Regions from separate parts of the Homo sapiens genome. Here region 1 is linked to region 2. A link is an interaction called in ENCODE POLR2A ChIA-PET data of the cell type or tissue named here. Cell type or tissue: Caco-2. All regions are shown on one strand. Links, peaks and the distances in the headings refer to the core of each region. The heading gives the core; the rest is flanking DNA.

Region 1 (9,673 bases), core at 2,936-7,935, 460 kb after region 2:
GTATCTTTATACTTACTCTAATGATGGTATCATTACTCAAAACATTTTTTGAGCCACTTAACAAACCAGTAAGAAAATTGATCTTATTACCTTATAGTTATTCTATGAGGACAGTGCTGAAAACAGTGTATTTGATACATTACTAAGGATTGGAAATTTGGGAGATATTTGTATATATTTGTAAGTACACTGAAGACTTAGAGCTAGAAAATAAATGGTTATGTAGGGGCAATACCTCAGAAACTTGATTTTTTTTTTTTTCTTTTTTTTTTTTTTTTGAGATAAGGTCTCACTGTGTTGCCCAGACTAGAGTACAGTAGGGTGATCTCGGTTCACTGTAACCTCTGCCTCCCAGGCTCAAATGATTCTCCCACCTCAGCCTCCCCAGTAGCTGGGATCACAGGCGCATGCCACCGTGCCTGGCTAATTTTTGTATTTTTGGTAGACATAGGGTTTCGTCATGTTTTTTAGGCTGGTCTCGAACTCCTGGGCTCAAGTGATCTGCCCACCTCAGCCTCCCAAAGTGCTGGGATTACGGGAGTGTTTGGGATTGGGTATATTATATGAGAAGTATTTTGGATTCTTGGTAATGACAAATTTTATATTGCTACCCCAGATTGAGATTCTTTAAGAACTGCATTAAACCAACTGGATAGATAACAAAGTTTTTTTGGAGCATTGTGAGTGGGAGTTGGGGGAAAGGTTGAATTATCATAGTTAAGAGATCGGAGGCCTTTGTGAGGAAGAGCCAGATAGGATGAGAGGTGACTGGATTTTCTGAAATCTGCTTCTTTTTTTTTTTTTTTTTTTTTGGTGGGGGATGGAGTTTTGCTCTGTTGCCCAGGCTAGAGTGCAGTGGTGTGATCTTGGCTCACTGCAACCTCTGCCTCCCAGATTGAAGCAATTTTCCTGCCTCAGCCTCCCCAGTACCTGGGACTTCAGGCACGCACCACCGCGCCTGGCTAATTTTTGTATTTTTAGTAGACAGGGTTTCACCATCTTGGCCAGGCTGGTCTCAAACTCCTGACCTCAGGTGATCCACCTGCCTCAGCCTCCAAAAGTGCTGGGATTACAGGCCTGAGCCATTGTGCCTGGCTTTTTTTTTTTTTTTTTTTTGAGGTGGAGTCTTGCTCTGTCACCCAGGTTAGAGTGCAGTGGCACACAATCTCGGCAGCTCACTGCAACCTTCGCCTCCTAGGTTCAAGTGATTCTTCTGCCTCAGCCTCCCTAGTAGCTGGGATTACAGGCACATACCACCACACCTGGCTAATTTTTTTTGTTTGTTTTTTTGAGTTGGAGCTTCCCTATGTTGCCCAGGCTGGAGTGCAGTGGCCCGATCTCGGCCTCCCGGCTTCAAGCGATTCTCCTGTCTCAACTTCCTGAGTAGCTGGGATTACAGGGGTCTGCCACCAAGTCCGGCTAATTTTTTTGTATTTTTAGTAGAGACGGGGTTTCACCATATTTGACAGGCTGGTTTTGAACTCCTGACCTCAAGTGATCAATCCGCCTTGGCCTCCCAATAATCTTTGTAATTTTAGGTTAGGTGGGGTTTCACCATGTTGGCCAGGCTGGTTTCAATCTCCTGACCTCAAGTGATCCGCCCGCTTCGGCTTCACAAAGTGGTGGGATTACAGGTGTGAGCCACCGCATCCAACCTGAAATTTGCTTGTTTTTAGCAAAATTAATTAATGCAAAGGTGTATTATATGTAAAGGTCAAATTTGGGCAGCTTACTACATTGCTTTTCTTGCAGGACGATGTTCAACTTTGGCTCTCCTATGTGGCTTTTTGTAAGAAGTGGGTGAGTAAAGCCATGCATGTCTTGCTTCCTCTGACCGTCTTTTTGTTAATCTGCCCTTTAAGCTTCATGCCAGATGTTTTTTCCTGAAGTGTAGGGTTAACATGAAAAAAGAACCCAAGAAGGCGGAACATCAATATAACATTGGATATCTGAATGACTATGGTTTCCAATTCAATTGAAAAGAATATAATTTTTACGTGTGTTTGTTCAATACAGTTGACTTTTTAAAAAGATATTTAAAGTGTTTAGTGGTTTAATTGAGGTAGAAAATTTTGAGGGTCTGTGTTCGTTTATATATCCCTAGCAATAGCATGTCATGCTCCATTGGATTTTACAGTTGGTAAAGTTAGGGTACATATTACTTAGAGAGTAAGATCAATGATTTATCTGTGCAGGAAGTAGAAATATTTTCCTTTTTTACAGGCTACTAAAACTCGACTTAGCAAGGTATTCTCTGCCATGTTGGCGATTCATTCCAACAAACCAGGTATGGTGAAATCTTTGTCAATTTTTCTATGTTTTATTTAGACTCAAGCCATTTTGGATTTTATTTCGATTGATGAATCTAAGAGAAATTATTTTGAGGACTTGAGCTTAGGCAGTTGGCCTCAGCAGTTTTTCTTACTGAATAGCTGCCTCATAGTTCACCCCTGCCTACTATATACTAGTTACTGTCCTAGGTGTTGTATCTGCAGGCAAGAAGGACTGTATTTCTTTTTTTTTTGAGACGGAGTCTCGCTCTGTCGCCCAGGCTGGAGGGCAGTGGTGTGATCTTGGCTCACTGCAACCTCCGCCTCCCAGGTTGAAGCAATTCTCCTGCCTTAGCCTCCTGAGTAGGTGGGATTACAGGTGCCCGCCACCACGCCCAGCTAATTTTTGTATTTTTAGTAGAGACTGGGTTTTACCACGTTGGTCAGGCTGGTCTCTCGAACCCCTGACCTCGTGATCCACCCGCCTTGGCCTTCCAAAGTGCTGGGATTACAGGCGTGAGCCACCACTCCCGGCCAGACTGTATTTCTTTTTAGATGATGGCAAAATAAACTTTTGAATCCTTTGTGGGACATTTTATTTGGAGGCAGTCAAATCTGAGGAATTTTAGAAGCTTAAAGGGGAAAATATCAATATAAATTTTAGAAGAGTGCTGGTACAGAGTAGACTCATGTTTTGTAAGAGAAATATTTCTCTTGTGAATAATGTATAAATGGTCTAGTTGATAGTGGAGGGGCCTCAGCACCTATTCTCAGGGTATTAGGCTTAATCAGATATCTTATACCACACAAGACTCAAATAGACTACATTTGGCACCAGTTTACTCAGAAATATAGCAGGATAGCCTTAGGTATGTTCCTTCTGCAGAATGCTCTTAGCAGAATGGAGGTAGCCTCTGGTTCCTAAGGTGACTGTTCAGGTATGAGGAGATGAGATCATATCAGTAGGTAGGGGATCCAGTCTGGTTTAGAAGCCCCATGGATGGGCATGGCTTCTACAGATCCTAGAAAGGTCATGCTCAATTTTAGGAGTCACATGTTCAAGGAAGCCCAAAGCAATTGCTTGCCACCATTGCTGACCCTTCTATTCCAGGTGTGGTTACCAATCAGGCGTCATTTTTAACAAAAGCAATCTTGATAAGATAGGTGACCTTTATTAAATGTCTAGGGAAATAGCTAGAATGTTAACTCAGGGTTAATTTCCCATGTAGAAGGACAAAGGGTTTTAGAGAAAATTATGAATTATAATTTATTTTATTTTTTATTTTTTTGAGACAGAGTCTTGCCTCTGTTGCCCAGGCTGGAGTGCAGTGGTGTGATATCAGCTCACTGCAACCTCTGTCTCCTGGGTTCAAGTGATTCTCATGCCTCAGCCTTCTAAGTAGCTGGGATTACAGATGTGCACCACCACGCCTGGCTAATTTTTGTATTTTTAGTAGAGATGGGGTTTCGCCATGTTGGCCAGACTGGTCTCAGAACTCCCAGCCTCAAACGATCTGTGCACCTCAGCCTCCCAAAGTGCTGGGATTACAGGAGTAAGCCACTGTGGCTTGCCCTATAATTTCTCTAAATATTGAGAAAAGAGCAAAAAATAATTTTATTTGTGGTAAGATAAGCAGTTTTTTCTGGACTTTTTTTTTTGACATGGAGTCTTGCTCTGTCGCCCAGGCTGGGGTGTAGTCGTGTGATCTCAGCTCACTGCAACCTCTGCCTCCCAGGTTAAAGTGATCCTTCTGCCTCAGTCTCCGTAATAGCTGAGACTATAGGAGGGTGCCACCACGCCTGGCTAATTTTTTGTATTTTTTAGTAGAAACGAGGATTCACCATGTTGGCCAGGCTGGTCTCAAACTCCTGACATCAAGTGATCTGCCTGCCTCGGCCTCCCAAAGTGCTGGAACTACAGGTGTGAGCCACTGTGCCTGGCCTTTTTCTGGCATTTTACTACCTTTAAAATTTGTATGTGGGCCAGGCACGGTGGCTTATGCCTATAATCCCAGCACTTTGGGAAGCCGAGGCAGGCAGATCATTTGAGATCAGGAGTTTGAGACCAGCCTGAGCAACATGGTGAAAACCCATCTCTACAAAGTTACAAAATTTAGGTGGGCGTGATGGTGTATGCATGTGGTCCCAGCTACTTGAGGGGCTAAGGTGGGATTCTGGTAGGTGAAGACTGCAGTGAGCTGTTGTTTGTGCCACTGCAGCCTGAGCAACAGAGCAAGACCCTGTCTCAAAAAAAGAAAAAAATTGTATGTGACTTACAATAATGTCCTTAGATCTGATGAAAACAGTAACAGACACTTAGGTACTCATCCTCTAAATTGAACATTTGTTATCATTTACTCATTTGCTTCAGAATACTGTTTCTAATTTTAGATAACGTAGCCAAGCTTTGCAGTTAGAAACTGTCTGTCCGAACTGCTTCCCCTTTTGTTAAAGGTTTTTTTAAAAAATTGTTTGAGTGGGCCGGGCGCAGTGGCTCATGCCTGTAATCCTAGCACTTTGGGAGGCCGAGGCGGGCGGATCACGAGGTCAGGAGATTGAGACCATCCTGGCTAACATGGTGAAACCCCGTCTCTACTAAAAATACAAAAAAAATTAGCCGGGCATGGTGGCGGGTGCCTGTAGTACCAGCTACTCGGGAGACTGAAGCAGGAGAATGGCATGAACCTGGGAGGCGGAGCTTGTAGTGAGCCGAGATTGCGTCACTGCACTCCAGCCTGGGCGACAGAGTGAGACTGTCTCAAAAAAAAAAAAAAAAAAAAATTGTGCGAGTATTAAAATTGGATCATTTGGTTCTTTTCTTGTCTGACTTGATTAATTTATTGAAATGAAATCTGATGGTTTTTCACTTACAGCTTTGTGGATTATGGCAGCCAAATGGGAAATGGAAGATCGATTGTCTTCAGAAAGCGCAAGGCAACTATTTCTTCGCGCACTGCGCTTTCATCCAGAGTGCCCAAAACTTTATAAAGAAGTGAGTGTGTATGCACATAGGATGAGACAGTGATGTTTCAGTTTGGTCCTCTGGAGACATATTTTTTTTTCCTGGATTCAAGCAATTCTTACGCCTCAGCCTCCCGAGTAGCTGGGATTACAGGTGCCCGCCACCATACCTGGCTATTTTTTTTGTATTTTTAGTAGAGGCGGGGTTTTGCCATGTTGGCCAGGCTGGTTTCACTTTTTTTTTTTGAGACAGTCTTGCTCTGTTGCCCAGGCTGGAGTGCAGTGGCACGGTCTCGGCTCACTGCAAGCTCTGCCTCCTGGGTTCACACCATTCTCCTGCCTCAGCCTTCCGAGTAGCTGGGACTACAGGTGCCTGCCACCATGCCTGGCTAAATTTTTGTATTTTTTATTAGGGATGGGGTTTTACCATGTTAGCCAGGATGATCTCGATTTCCTGACCTGGTCATCCGCCCGCCTCCACCTCCCAAAGTGCTGGGATTACAGGCGTGAGCCACTGCGCCCGGCCCATGTATTCTTTATTAAATAAAAAAGGCTTCAATTTATGGAGGCTAGGAATAAGTGTGGAGGTGTGGGTAAGGACAAACATCTTTTTTATTTTTTGAGATGGAGTCTCGTTCTGTTTCCCAGGCTGGAGTGTAGTGGCCCGGTCTTGGCTCATTGCAACCTTTACCTCCTGGGTTCAAGCAATTCTCCTGCCTCAGCCTCCTGAGTAGGTGGGATCCCACGTCCGGCTAATTTTTGTATTTTTAGTAGAGATGGAGTTTCGCCCTGTTGGGCAGGCTGGTCTCAAACTCCCGAACTCAGGTGATCTGCCTGCCTCAGCCTCTGAAAGTGGTGGGATTACAGGTGTGAACCACCATGCCCGGCCAGGGAAAAACATCTTTTTGTAGGTGTTGACACTGCAGCTTCTAAGTTAGTTGAGAGGTTGGAACCCCCGCCTCCTTCCTGTGGTTGGAAGGAATAGGGAACTAGACTCTAACATTTTTTTAGCTGGGAGCCAGATTTAGCCTCTTTATACTTTTGTTTTTATTTTTTTTTCTTGTTCCCTTGGTTCTCCAAAGAAGCCCTCTTCTGGCTTCTTTGCCTTGTCTTCCTCTTTTCTCCATGTTCTTTCTGTCTCCTTTTCTTGAGATAGATACCTGGTAGTACTTCCTTTCTCTCTTCGGGGACTTACTCCCTTATGGATGGTGCCTTAGAACATTTGAGGGCCAAGCTTTAGATAAAATCCCAAATAAGAGAAAGAATGTATTGGAAGCTGCACTGTTTTCTGAGTCATTTGTCAGGATAAAAGAGAAACTGCTATTTAATTCTTTTTTTTTTTTTTTTTTTTTTTGAGATGGAGTCTCACTCTTGTTGCTCAGGCAGGAGTGCAATGGTGTGTTCTTGGCTCACTGCAACCTCCACGCCCGGGGTTCAAACGATTCTCCTGCCTCAGCCCCCGAAGTAGCTGGGATTATAGGTGTGCACCACCATGCCCCGCTAACTTTTGTATTTTTAGTAGAGATGGGGTTTTACCATGTTGGGCAGGCTGGTCTCGAACTCCTGACCTCAAGTGATCCGCCCGCCTGGCCTCCCAAAGTGCTGGGATTACAGGCATGAGCCACCGTGCCCAGCCTGCTATTTAATTCTTAAATGAAAGTTAAGCCTGGGTGTGGTGGCTCATGCCTTTAATCCCAGCACTTTGGGAGGCTGAGGCAGGAGGATCACTTGAGGTCAGTTGTTTCAGGCCAGGCAGCAACGTAGCAAGATCCTGTCTCTACAAAAAATAAAAATAAAAAAATTATCTGAGTGTGATGGAATGCACCTCTAATCCTAGCTACTCAGGAAGCTGAGGCAAGGGGATCACTTGAGTGCAGGAATTCATGGCCGAAATGAGCTGTCATCACCAGTGCACTCCAGCTTGGGTGACAGAGCAAGACCCTGTCTCAAAAAAATTTTAAAAAGCATCTCCAAAGATTTTCAGTTTATTTCTCTTCTGTAGTACTTTAGGATGGAGCTGATGCATGCTGAAAAACTGAGGAAGGAGAAGGAAGAATTTGAAAAAGCCAGTATGGATGTGGTAAGGTTCTAATTATTTTATTCTCACTTGCTAACGATGTATAACATTTTGAGCCTGCTTAGGAGTAAGAGAAAATATTTGGAATATATTTTTCTTTTTTTTTCTTTTTTTTTGAGACGGAGTCTCGGTCTGTCACACAGGCTGGAGTGCAGTGGCACCATCTTGGCTCACTGCAACCTCTGCCTCCGGGTTCAAGCTTTAATGTTTAATGTTGTTACATTTTGAAACTTCCAGATGAGTTAGTGTTACTTATAAATGGACTTAGTTAGGAAAATGAAGCTTTATGCTATAAAAATAGATATTTGGACTAATTAATGTGGTTCTCAAAATTGTTACTTACAGAATAGCCAAATACTATTCTTTAACGCTGTATGATCTCATAAAGTGATATATTAATGGATTCAAGGAGCTTGAGAAAGGTTGTGAAATGTGTGGTTTCCTGGCCTTCTTTCTTTCCCTTTTTATATAATTTTTTATATGACAGAATAATTAAAAGATTTAGAATGTTAGAGCTGAGAAGAAACTTTGCTATTGTCTGTTATTGTGGTTTCCAGCTTAGAACTTTTTTCTCAGACGGAGTGTTGCTCCTTGTCGCCCAGGCTGGAGTGCACTGGCACGATCTTGGCTCACTGCAACCTCCGCCTCCCGGGTTCAAGTGATTCTCCTGCCACAGCCTCCGAAGTAGCTGGGATTACAGGTGCCCGCCACCACTCCCGGCTAATTTTTGTATTTCTAGTAGAGATGGGGTTTTGCCATGTTGGCCAGGCTGGTCATGAACTCCTGATCTCAAGTGATCCGCCTGCCTCGGCTTCCCAAAGTGCTAGGATTATAGGCATGAGTCACCACGCCAGGCCAGGACTTTTTTATTCAAATAAAATGTTACAGAGAAGCGCAAACAAGACATGTAAAATCTGACCTGTTTTGGTCCAAATGGAGAGTGAGGCCTTAAGCCATGTGATCTTGCCACCACTCTTGGAGCCTCAGAGAACACAGTTGGAAGGTCAGTGATCTTGTTCAAGCTGCACACTTTACAAGTGAGGGAACTGGCCCGGAGAGAGAGACATGATTTACCAGTGGTCATATGGCACAGGTAGTCTAGGATTGTTAATTTTCGTCCTAGTGCTTTTCCTCCTTGTACTACCTGTTAAGTTACGTTTGATATAACACTCTTTAGGAGAATCCTGATTATTCTGAAGAAATCCTTAAGGGCGAGTTGGCATGGATCATCTACAAAAATTCTGTAAGCATAATTAAAGGTAGGTATCTTTTGAACATTATTTTTGGTAGGAAAGTGAAACATTCTTTTCTTAATGAAGATCTTTAGCTAGTTTTGAAATTTTCCATTAGAATGTGTATAAAACTCTGTAGGAATAGTGTCCTGTTTCTTTCAGAAAATACTTATTTTTCCTAGGCTATAATTGAACATTTCAGTAACTTATTTATTTTTTGAGATGGAGTCTTGATCTGTTGCCCAGGCTGGAGTGCATTGGCGTGATCTCGGCTCACCACAACCTCTGCTTCCTGGGTTCAAGTGATTCTCCTGCCTCAGCCTCCCAAGTAGCTGGGACTATAGGTGTGTGCCACCCTGCCCAGCTAATTTTTGTATTTTTAGTAGAGACGTAGTTTCACTATGTTGGCTAGGCTGGTCTCGTACTCCTGACCTTGTGACCTGCCCGCCTTGGCCTCCCAAAGTGTTGGGATTACAGGCGTGAGCCACCATGCCTGGCATAAGTCTCTTTTTAAAATTTATATTCTACTCCCATTTTTTTCCCTTAAATTTTAATAGGTTTGGGCCGGGTATGGTGGCTCATGCCTGTAATCCCAGCACTTTGGGAGGCCAAGGCAGGTGGATCACCTGAGGTCAGGAGTTTGCGACCAGCCTGGCCCACATGGTGAAACCCCATTTCTACTAAAAATACAAAAATTAGCTGGGTGTGGTGGTGGGCGCCTGTAATCCCAGCTACTTGGGAGGCCGAGGCAGGAGAATTGCTTGAACCCGGGAGGTGGAGGTTGCAGTGAGCTGAGAGCGCCTGGGCAACAGAGCGAGACTTCATCTCAAAAAAATAAAAATGTCAATAGGTTTTTGGGGAACAGGTTTAGTGGTGATGTCTGAGATTTTGGTGCACCCATCAACGAGCAGTGTATACTGTACCCAGCGTGTACTCATTTATCCTTCCATGTTTTTTTTTTGAGACAGGGTCTTACTCTGTCACCCACGCAGGAGTGCAGTGGTACAATTATGGCTCACTGTAGCCTCGACTTCATGGGCTCAGGTGATTCTCCCATTTCAGCCTCCTGAGTAGCTGGGCATGGACCTCTATGCCTGGCTAGTTTTTGTACTTGTAGTAGAGATGAGGTTTCA
Region 2 (9,673 bases), core at 2,549-7,548:
ATTTCTATCTCCTGTTTTAATTTCTATGAACTCCTGACTTGTACATCAAACTGCTTCGGTAACCTTTTCATCTGGATATTTAATAGACCTCAAACATACCTACACTCAAAATTAACACAGGACTCCCTTATTCTCATTCTTAAGCCTATTATCCCTGTAGCTTTTCACATCTCGTCATATGCTCAAAATAAACATTTTTGAGACAGGGTTTCACTCTTGTAGCCCAAGTTGGAGCTGAGTAGTGCTATCACGGCTCACTGCAGTCTCGTCCTCCCCAGCTCAAGCGATCCTCCTGCCTCAGCCTCCTGAGTAGCTGGGACACAGGCACGTGCCACCATGCCCAACTTTGCATTTTTTGTAGAGACAGGGTCTCATTATATTGCCCAGGCTAGTCTCGAACTATTAGGATCAAGTGATTAGTCCATCTCGGCCTACCAAAGTGCTGATTACAGGCGTGAGCCACCGCACCTAGCCAGACCATCTTGAGATCAACATCTTGAGACCACCCTTAACTCCTCACTTTTTCTTATACCCCATATCTAACCTATCAAACTCTGGTCTCTGTCACCATCTCCTCTTGTCTGGAATATTCTAAGTCTTCTAAAGTGGTCTCACCGTACTCTGCACTTTACTTTCAACCCTGCAGCCAGAAAAATCCTTTTAAAAAGTCTTACAGGCTGGGCGCAGTGGCTCACGCCTGTAATCCCAGCACTTTGGGAGGCCAAGGAAGGTGGATCAGGAGGTCAGGAGTTCAAGACCAGCCTGGCCAAGATGGTGAAACCCCATCTGTACTAAAAATACAAAACAATTAGCTAGGCACAATGGCAGGCGTCTGTAATCCCAGCTACTCGAGAGGCTGAGGCAGGAGAATTGCTTGAACCCGGAGGGCAGAGGCTGCGGTGAGCCGAGATCACGCCCACTGCACTCCAGCCTGGACGAAAGAGACTCCGTCTCAAGAAAAAAAAAAAAGTCTAATAGAGGCCAGCTGCAGTGACTTATGCCTGTAATCCCAGCACTTTGGGAGGCCAAAGTAGATGGGATCACTTGAGGCCAGGAGTTCAAGACCACCCTGGCCAACGTGGTGAAGCCCCATCTCTACTAAAAATACAACTCAGGCAGGCACGGTGGTGCATGCCTGTAATCCTAGCTATTTGGAAGGCTGATGCACAAGAATCACTTAAGCCCAGGAGGCGGAGGCTGCAGTGAGCACAAGACAGAGCAAAACTCCGTTTCAAAATAAAACAAAAAAAAAACTGACAGAGCATACATCTCTATTTAAACCCCTATTTCATTCAGAATTAAAGAAAATGGCCGGGCTCAGTGGCTCACAACTGTAATTCCAGCACTTTGGGAGGCCGAGTGGGAGAATCGATTGATCCTGGGAGTTGGGCGACCAGCCTGTGCAACATAGTGAGACCCTGTCTCTACAAAAATAAAATTTTAAAAATAGCCAGGTATGGTGGTACACAATTGTTGTCCCAGGTACTCAGGAGGCTAAGGTGGAAGGATCATTTGAGTAAGGGAGTTCAAAGTTGCGGTGAGCTATGATCTGCACTCCAGCCTGGACAACAGAATGAGACCCTGTCAATCAATCAAAACAAAATGTTCTTATCCACACTACCCAATATAAGTTAGCTACTTGACAGAGAAACTGAGCATTTAGATATTTATATCATTTTAAATAGCCACATGTAACTAATGGCTGCAACAGTGAACAGCTGTGAGTCTAACATGTAGTAGGTTCTCTAACAATTTTTTTTTTTTTTTTTTTTTTTTTGGAGACAGAGTCTCTGTCACCCAGGCTGGAGTGCAGTGGCACAAACTCAGCTCACCGCAAACTCTGCCTCCCGGGTTCAAGTGATTCTCCTGTCTCAGCACCCGCCTCGCGCCCCCCGCCCCCAGCCCTCCCCCCGCCCCCGTAGCCAGGACTACATGTGCCTGCCACCATGCCCAGCTAATTTTTGGTATTTGTAGAGATGGGGTTTCACCACGTTGGTCAGGCTGGTCTTGAAACCCTGACCTCAGGTGATCCACCAGCCTCGGCCTCCCAAAGTGCTGGGATTACAGGCGTGAGCCACCACATCTGGTCAACATTTTAAAATGAATATTAAATTATTGTTAAAGTATCTGGAGTGAAAAGGATCTATATAAATTTATCTTTAAACCTGGAGAAATCACGTCTCCCTACCTCCCACCCATAGTAGTTTCCAATGATTTGGTATTTGCTCATCTCATATTTCTGTAAGGTCTAATTTAGCAAAAATTCAGACAGCTCTAGGACTAAGCAAAGTAGAATAATGTTGAATGAGACATGAAGGTACTTACTAGATCTTAAAAAATATAAATTACAATGCTCTCGCTATTTATTAAAAGAACTTTAAAAACCTAGAAATTATTGTCATTATTATTATTATTGAGACAGAGTCTCACCCTGTTGCCCAGGCTGGAATGCAGTGGCACCATCTCAGCTCACTGCAACCTCTGCCTCCAGGGTTCAAATGATTCTCTTGCCTCAGCCTCCCCAGTAGCCAGGATTACAGGCCCATGCCACCACACCCGGCTAATTTTTGTATCTTTAGTAGAGATGGGGTTTCACCATGTTGGTCAGGCTGTCTTGAACTCCTGACCTTGTGATCCGCCCACCTTGGCCTCCCAAAGCGCTGGGATTACAGGCGTGAGCCACCGCGCCCAGCCGAAACCTAGAAATTATTAAATGAAATACAATTCTGGGCTGGCACAATGGCTCATGCCCATAATCCCAGGGCTTTGGGAGAACGAGGCAGGAAGACGGCTAGAACCCAGGAATATGAGGCTGCAGTGAGCCATAACCATGTCACTGCAATCCAGCCTGGGCCACAGAGCAAGGCCATCTCTTAAAAACAAAAGCAAAAAGTACAATGCTGCCATTCCAAAAGAAGTCCAATAAATAAATTGCTGAAATTAGCCTAGCCCCAAGCTACAGATAATAACAGATCCTTCAATGGCAGTGAGTAATGACTGCTAATTAAGTATTAATTCTTAAGGCCAGACCACCTACAAAATCTAAATCGCTGATCCTTGTTCTCTGCTCCAAGTACTCAGGAAATATTTAGTGATTTCGATATGTTACCAATCTAACCTAGTAAGGTACTATCAAACTAAATACAAATACAAACCCTCTTTAAACATAAAAAGCCAGTTTTGTTTATTGTCTTGATGGCTATCGAACAAATTTTTTGTTTTTTTTAATGCTGATTGGCTATCTTATCTTTTGCAGTAAGTAAGTGAACAAAAAAAAAACAAAACTACAGTTGTCAGAGAAATAAATGATTATTCTTTCGGCCAGGCGCGGTGGCTCACGCCTGTAATCCCAGCACTCTGGGAGGCCCAGGTGGGTGGATCACCTGAGGTCAGGAGTTCGAGACCAGCCTGGCCAACATGGTGAAACCCCAGTCTCTACTAAAAATACAAAAAATTAGCCGGGCATGGTGGCGGCTGCCTGTAGTCCCAACTACTCCGGAGGCTGAGGCAGAAGAATAGCTTGAACCCGAGAGGCAGAGGTTGCAGTGGGCCGAGATTGCACCACTGCACTCCAGCTTGGGCGACAAGACCGAAACTCAAAAAAATAAAAAAGATTATTCTTTCAAGTTGTTTCCAAATCACAAGCGGACAATAAATACAGAAGAAAAATCCTTACCTGCATGCAATGAATAGCTAAGCCAGGTCCTGTATACAATTTCTTGTGACATATATGGCATTTAAAATGCTTTGCTTTTTGGTGCTGAATAAGGATCTTCTCATCATCAAAATCTCTATTACAATACCTGATCAATACTGTTAAGGCACAAAGACAGCCTAATGATGACACTGCCTATAATAAAAACATATGGATAACATTACAATATGGGAACAGCTAAAACCAAAATGGTACTGTATAGAAACTCTGCTTTTTATATTTATTACACAATTAGGGACTACACTTGCCATGTTATTTCAGTATTTTCAATTTCCTAGAAGGCCAGCTCTCTTCACCACCCCAAAAAACACATCTCAATAATCAGCAATATACTTTGTCAAATTCCTGTGTTTAACAGAGATGTCGGTGAAACTTTTGTTATAAATATTTCAACATTTACAAATGCACACTGAGGACAGGAAAGAGTTCAGTTAAGAAATCCCTAAGGTTCTGTCAAGACAATTACTTCACTAGATATGAAGACGATAGCAATAACTGGATTAGGAATTTAGCAATATTTAGAATCTAAGAGTAACTATATGGTGAACAATAATCACATAATTTCGAATGAACAATCCATAAAGTTGTTTCCAATTCCGTATGAATTTATGTTGCCAAGCAATGTATTTAAATTCACAGATCAATAAAATCAATAAAGCAGAATTCTTACATCAATAAAACAGAATTCTTACCTCACTACTCAGATTTTCCTAAAATCACATTACAAAATTCGTAACCGTATTTAAGCTATTTTTAAAACTGTTACATAAACGCAGTACTGTAACAAGCCGCCTTTACGTACAAAACAGTAAATAAAATCAATTTTAATGTAAAGAATATTAACGCTTCCAGAAAAAGCATTAATACCACACTGTAGTAAGAGTTTTCCTAATAAGATAGGCACTTTTTAGTCCTACAAAGTTGGGTAACAGAAACTCCGCCCTGTGAGAACGCTTCCTGAAGATTAAGGCGCCTCTGGGTGAGACACGGAAGCTAGTTCTCCTCCCGCCCCGAAAAGAAAAAAAAAAAAAAAAAGGTTCGAAACCAGGGTTGACTAACTTGGTTCTTTACTAAACCGCCAATTCGAAAAAATAAACACAAAACACACATAAAGTAAATAAAAACAGAAAAAGTGGGTGACAGACTGTGAAGCTGTCCCCAACCCTCCATGAAAGTAATAAGCCTATCGCACTCGAAGAAAAGTCCCTTGTTGAATCGTCACCAAAACAACGGAAGGTGGCTGAATAGTCCCTAGGGGACACTGTCCCTGGCGGAGGGGTCCAGGCCGCCTCCCGGAGTCCAAAATTCGCACCGAACAAGATCCTCCTGAGTCACAGAGTCACACGACCCACAACTGCAAAAGCCTGTCGACCTCGGAACCCCATTTTCCTAGAAGCCTTCCCAAGTCCAATCCCAGCCACCAGGCCACCCACGCAGACGCCTAAATACAAACGCTCCACGCCGTAAGCCAAATCCAGGCCTCCTAGTCCCAGGCCCCAACAACCGGCACCCCAACGCGACCTCGACTTCAAACCGACAAAGGATACCAGCACCACGGCTTCAGCTGCTTCTTCTTCTTGCGACCCATAACTGTGTTCTACCGGCAAAGTAAAAGGGAGGAGAAAAGAAGCAGGAGAAACGAGGCCAAAAATCCCTCACTTTCCCAACCCAACGGCTACCACCACGTCCCACAGGAAGCAGACACAAAATGGCCGACGGCCTCGTTCCCCGCTCCGCCTCCCGTCAAGCACTGCGGTAGGAGGCGGAGCCAAGAAGGGGAGGGTCACATGACGCAGACCTCCGCCCTGAGTGGGTGGGACTAAGAGGCGCGAAGAGGTGGCAGCCATCTTGTCCGTTTCAGAGTTTTTCGCTTTCGCTGGCTGTGCTTGCGGAGCACTTTGGGTTTCATTTGTAAAGGAGCCGGAGCCCCAGGTACGCTAAGGGGCATGCGAATGGAAAACAGAAAACAAAAAAACGGAAAAGATTGCCAGTGCAGTTAGGGCCGATCACAAATAAAGATAGAGACAGCGCCCAATTTTAATTTTGTTTCAATTGAACAGTAAATGTTGATTATGTGCCTATTAAATGCTAAACCAAATAAGTTAGTCTCTGCTTTGTAACTCGCAGATTGGTGACAGACGAGTACACAATGCAGAGTTCTCAGTGCGGCGTTGAGGGAAATGCGAAGTGCTGTAGGACCTCAGAGAGCGGGAGTCCTAGGGCGGCTGTAGTGGTAGTGGTCGTTGGGTTGTCAAGTAAAGTTTTGTTTTTCTTTGTTTTGTTTTATTTTTCTGAGACCAAGTCTCGCTCTGTCTCCCAGGCTGGAGTGCAGCGGCGCGATCTCTGCTCACTGCAACCTCCGTCTCCCGGGTTCAAGCGATTCTCCTACCTCAGCCTCCCGAGTAGCTGGGACTGCAGGCCCGCGCCACCAAGCCCGGCTAATTTTTGTATTTTTAGTAGAATGGGGTTTCACCATGTTAGCGAGGCTGGTCTCGAACTCCTGGGCTCAAGTGATCCGCCCGCCTCGGCCTCCCAAAGTGCTGGATTGCAGGCTTGAGCCGCTGCGCCCGACATAAGAAAGGTTTCTTGAGGAGTCAACGGGAGCAAGCAAGGTGAAGGAAAGGGTATCTCCGTAAGGGAGCAAAGAGTTTAAGTCTTTGAGGCTGGGCACGTGAAAAACTAATCGTGGTAAGACTGGAGCTGATAGCCGGGCGCGGTTGCTCACGCCAGTAATCCCAACACTATGGGCCAAGGCCGAGGCAGGCGGATCACTTGAGGTCAGGAGTTCGAGACCAGCCTGGCCGACATGGTGAAACCCTGTCTCTACTAAAAATACAAAAATTAGCCAGGCGTAGTGGCAGGCGCCTGTAACCTCAGCTACTCGGGAGAATGAGGCAGGAGAATCACTTGGACCTGGGAGGTGAAGGTTGCAGTGAGCCGAGATCTCGCCATTGCATTCCAGCCTGGGTGACAGAGTGAGACTCCGTCTCAAAAAAAAAAAAAAAAGACTGGAGCTGTCAGTGAAGGTGCTGGTCACAAGAGATAATCCTAGGGAGGCTAGCAAAGGCGGGTTCTGGCGAACCCTAGAAGCATTCTCAGAAGTTGGATTTCAGCTGAAGTCTCTGAGAAGGCACAGTGGTTCTAAGAGGGCAACTGGAGGATCATGCAAGTGAGAGGTGGTTAAAAGTCCAGTGCTTGGGTTCATAGTCCACCAGTGCCACTGCTTAGCTGCCTGACTTTGGGCAAGGCAGTTAAACTTCATCTTGGCTGCACTTAAAACAGAGCTTAGCATATAATAATAACTAGTAATGTAAATTATGTTACTATTAAAAGCAAAAAATAATAGCAGACATCCATGGAGCACCTACCGTGTGCCAAGCATTGTAGTGAGTTTTAACATTATTTGTCTCAGCCTCTGGGGTAGGAGCCATTATTGTCAACTTGTTAATAGAGATGAGATAAAAGAGACTTAAGAGAGCTGGAATAATTTGCCCCAAAACACAAAGTATGTGTGGAGCTGAATTAAATTTGAATTTTAAAGGATCAGTTTGGGCTGTGCGCAGTGGCTCACACCTGTAATCCCAGCACTGTGGGAGGCTGAGGCGGGTGGATCACCTGAGATCAGGAGTTGAAGACCAGCCTGGCCAACATGGTGAAACCCGGTCTTTACTAAAAATACCAAAAAAAAATTAGCCAGGCGTGGTGGGGCACGCCTGTAATCCCAGCTACTCCGGAGGCTGAGGCAGGAGAATCGCTTGAACCCGGGAGGCGGAGGCTGCAGTGAGCCGAGATCACTCTGCTGCACTCCAGTCCGGGCGACAGAGCAAGACTCTGTCTCAAAAAGAAAAAAAAAAAAAAAGTTCAGGCTGGGTGCAGTTGCTCAAGCCTGTAATTGCCGTGCTTTGGGAGACTGAGGCAAGAGGGTGGCTTGAGGCCAGGAGTGTGAGACCAACCTGGGCACCATAGTGAGACCATCTCTATGAAAAAATAAATTGAAAAATGAAAAAGTTTAAAACCGTATTGCAATGTGCTGAATATCCCCCCAACTGCTTGAAACGTAATCACCAATGTGATAGCATTAAGAGTTGGGACCTTTAGCAGGTGATTAAATCATGAGTAAACTGGGTGGGGGGGGATTAGTGATTTTATTAAAGTGCTGGAAGGAACTAAACTCTACTCTCTCTTGCCTCAACCAAATGAGGATGCAGCAAGAATGCCCTCATCAGACACTGAGTATTAGTGCCTTGATCTTGGATTTCCAAATTTCCAGACTATAAGAAAATATAATTCAGTGGGTGTGGTGGTGGCTCACCCCTGTAATCCCAACACTTTGGGAGGCTGAGGTAGGTGGATCACCTGAGGTCAGGAGTTCGAGACCAGCCTGGCCAACATGATGAAACCCTGTCTCTACTAAAAAATACAAAAAAAATAGCTGAGTGTGGTGGCGGGCGCCTGTAATCCCAGCTACTCTGGAGGCTGAGGCAGGAGAATCACTTGAACCCAGGAGGCGGAGGTTGTAGTGAGCCGAGATTGCGCCATTGCACTCCAGCCTGTGCAATAAGAGTGAAACTCCATCTCGGGGGAAAAAAAAGAAAGAAAAGAAATAAAATTCTGGCCAGGTGTGGTGGCTCATGCCTGTAATCCCAGCACTTTGGGAGGCCGATGTGGGTTGATCACCTGAGATCAAGAGTTCGAGACCAGCCTTGCCAACATGGCAAAATCCTGTCTCTACTGAAAATACAAAAATTAGCTGGGCATTGTGGTGGGTGCCTGTCATCCCAGCTACTCAGGAGGCTGAGACAGTAGAACCCAGGCTGAGGCTTGAACCTGGCAGGTGGAGGTTGCAGTGAGCTGAGATTGTGCCACTGTACTCCAGCCTTGGTGTCAGAGTGAGACTCCAGCTCCAAAAAAAAAAAGAAAGAAAGAAATACAATTCTGTTATTCATAAATTCCCCAGTCTGTGGTGTTTGTTACAGCACCATAAACAGATTAAAACACTTTTACTATGAAAGCAATAAGCAATAAAATATTGCTGTTAGTTGGGAGGCTTAGGCAGGCGGATCACCTGAGGTCAAGAGATTGAGACCATCCTGGCCAACATGGTGAAACCCTGTCTCTGCTAAAAATACAAAAATTAGCTGGGCCTAGTGGCGTGTGCCTGTAGTTCCAGCTACTCGGGAGGCTGAGGCAGGAGAATCGCTTGAACCTGGGAGGCAGAGGTTGCAGTGAGCCGAGATCGTGCCACTGCACTCCAGCCTGGCAACAGAGCGAGACTGCGTCTCAAAAAAAAACAAAAAAAAATTGCTGTTAGAAATTAAAGAAGGCCTGGTGCGCTAGCCCATTCCTGTAATCCCAGTACCTTGGGAGGCTGAGGTGGGAGAATCACTTGAAGCCAGAAGTTTAAGGCGAGCCTGGGCAACAAAGCAATATCCTGTCTCTATGAAAAAATTAAAAATTAGCTGGGTTTCGGTGGCCCAGGCTGGTAGTGTGCAGTGGTGCAATCGTAGCACACTGCAGCCTTGATCTCCTGGGCTCAATGGATCCTCCCACCTCAGCCCACGGAGTAGCAGGGACTACAGGGCCATGCCACCATGCCTTGCTAATTTTTGTGTTTTTTGTAGAGGTAAGGTCTCGCTTTGTTGTCCAGGCTGGTCTTGAACTCCTGGGCTCAAGTGATCCTCCTGCCTTAGCTTCTAAGTGTTAAGATTAACAAGCGTGAGCCACCATGCTGTGCCTCTCGTTGTAGTGAGTTTATAGATAAGCAAGGGGAGGAGGCTAGAATGATCCATGCGGCCATGGATTAGAGCTGGAGACACCAGAATGAACTCGTGTTTATTTTAAAATAGATACATAGAGAAATATTTATGGATATGTGTATATACTAAAGTTAGTATAGATACATATATCAGCTGAGAGGGCCTAGAAGCAATAATGTCCCATATCAAGCATACTTTGTCC

The links. ChIA-PET counts read pairs that join two places held together with the same protein. Peaks named below come from ENCODE experiments on the same cell type or tissue, not always from the same donor. Only the 100,000 strongest peaks of a DNase experiment are listed, where the experiment ranks them.
Region 1: POLR2A ChIA-PET joins it to region 2 with 13 read pairs; 3 of 35 experiments call an interaction of 5 or more read pairs at or near these places.

The regions. Positions count from the first base shown.
Region 1 is chr17:31,884,874-31,894,546 of GRCh38, reverse strand. UTP6 (UTP6 small subunit processome component) reads left to right here. Exons shown (of 19, transcript NM_018428.3): 5 at 1,753-1,800; 6 at 2,224-2,287; 7 at 5,144-5,262; 8 at 7,234-7,311; 9 at 8,486-8,567. Among named protein-coding and RNA genes, the nearest start is that of UTP6, 12 kb to the left of the region's middle. RefSeq lists an enhancer at 4,425-4,604. In Caco-2, for the core only: no CTCF peak of the experiment used is centred there; no DNase peak of the experiment used is centred there.
Region 2 is chr17:32,345,916-32,355,588 of GRCh38, reverse strand. ZNF207 (zinc finger protein 207) reads right to left here and starts at 5,432. Exons shown (of 12, transcript NM_001098507.2): 1 at 5,263-5,432; 2 at 3,677-3,803. The coding sequence starts at 5,303. It overlaps MIR632 (microRNA 632), which reads right to left and starts at 5,480; the gene lies at 5,387-5,480. It also overlaps a transcript of C17orf75 not described here. RefSeq lists enhancers at 848-1,349, 2,666-3,175, 5,343-5,692, 5,863-5,982 and a silencer at 8,991-9,172. In Caco-2, for the core only: no CTCF peak of the experiment used is centred there; DNase peaks (open chromatin) are centred at 4,688, 5,078 and 5,488; H3K4me3 peaks cover 3,070 bases.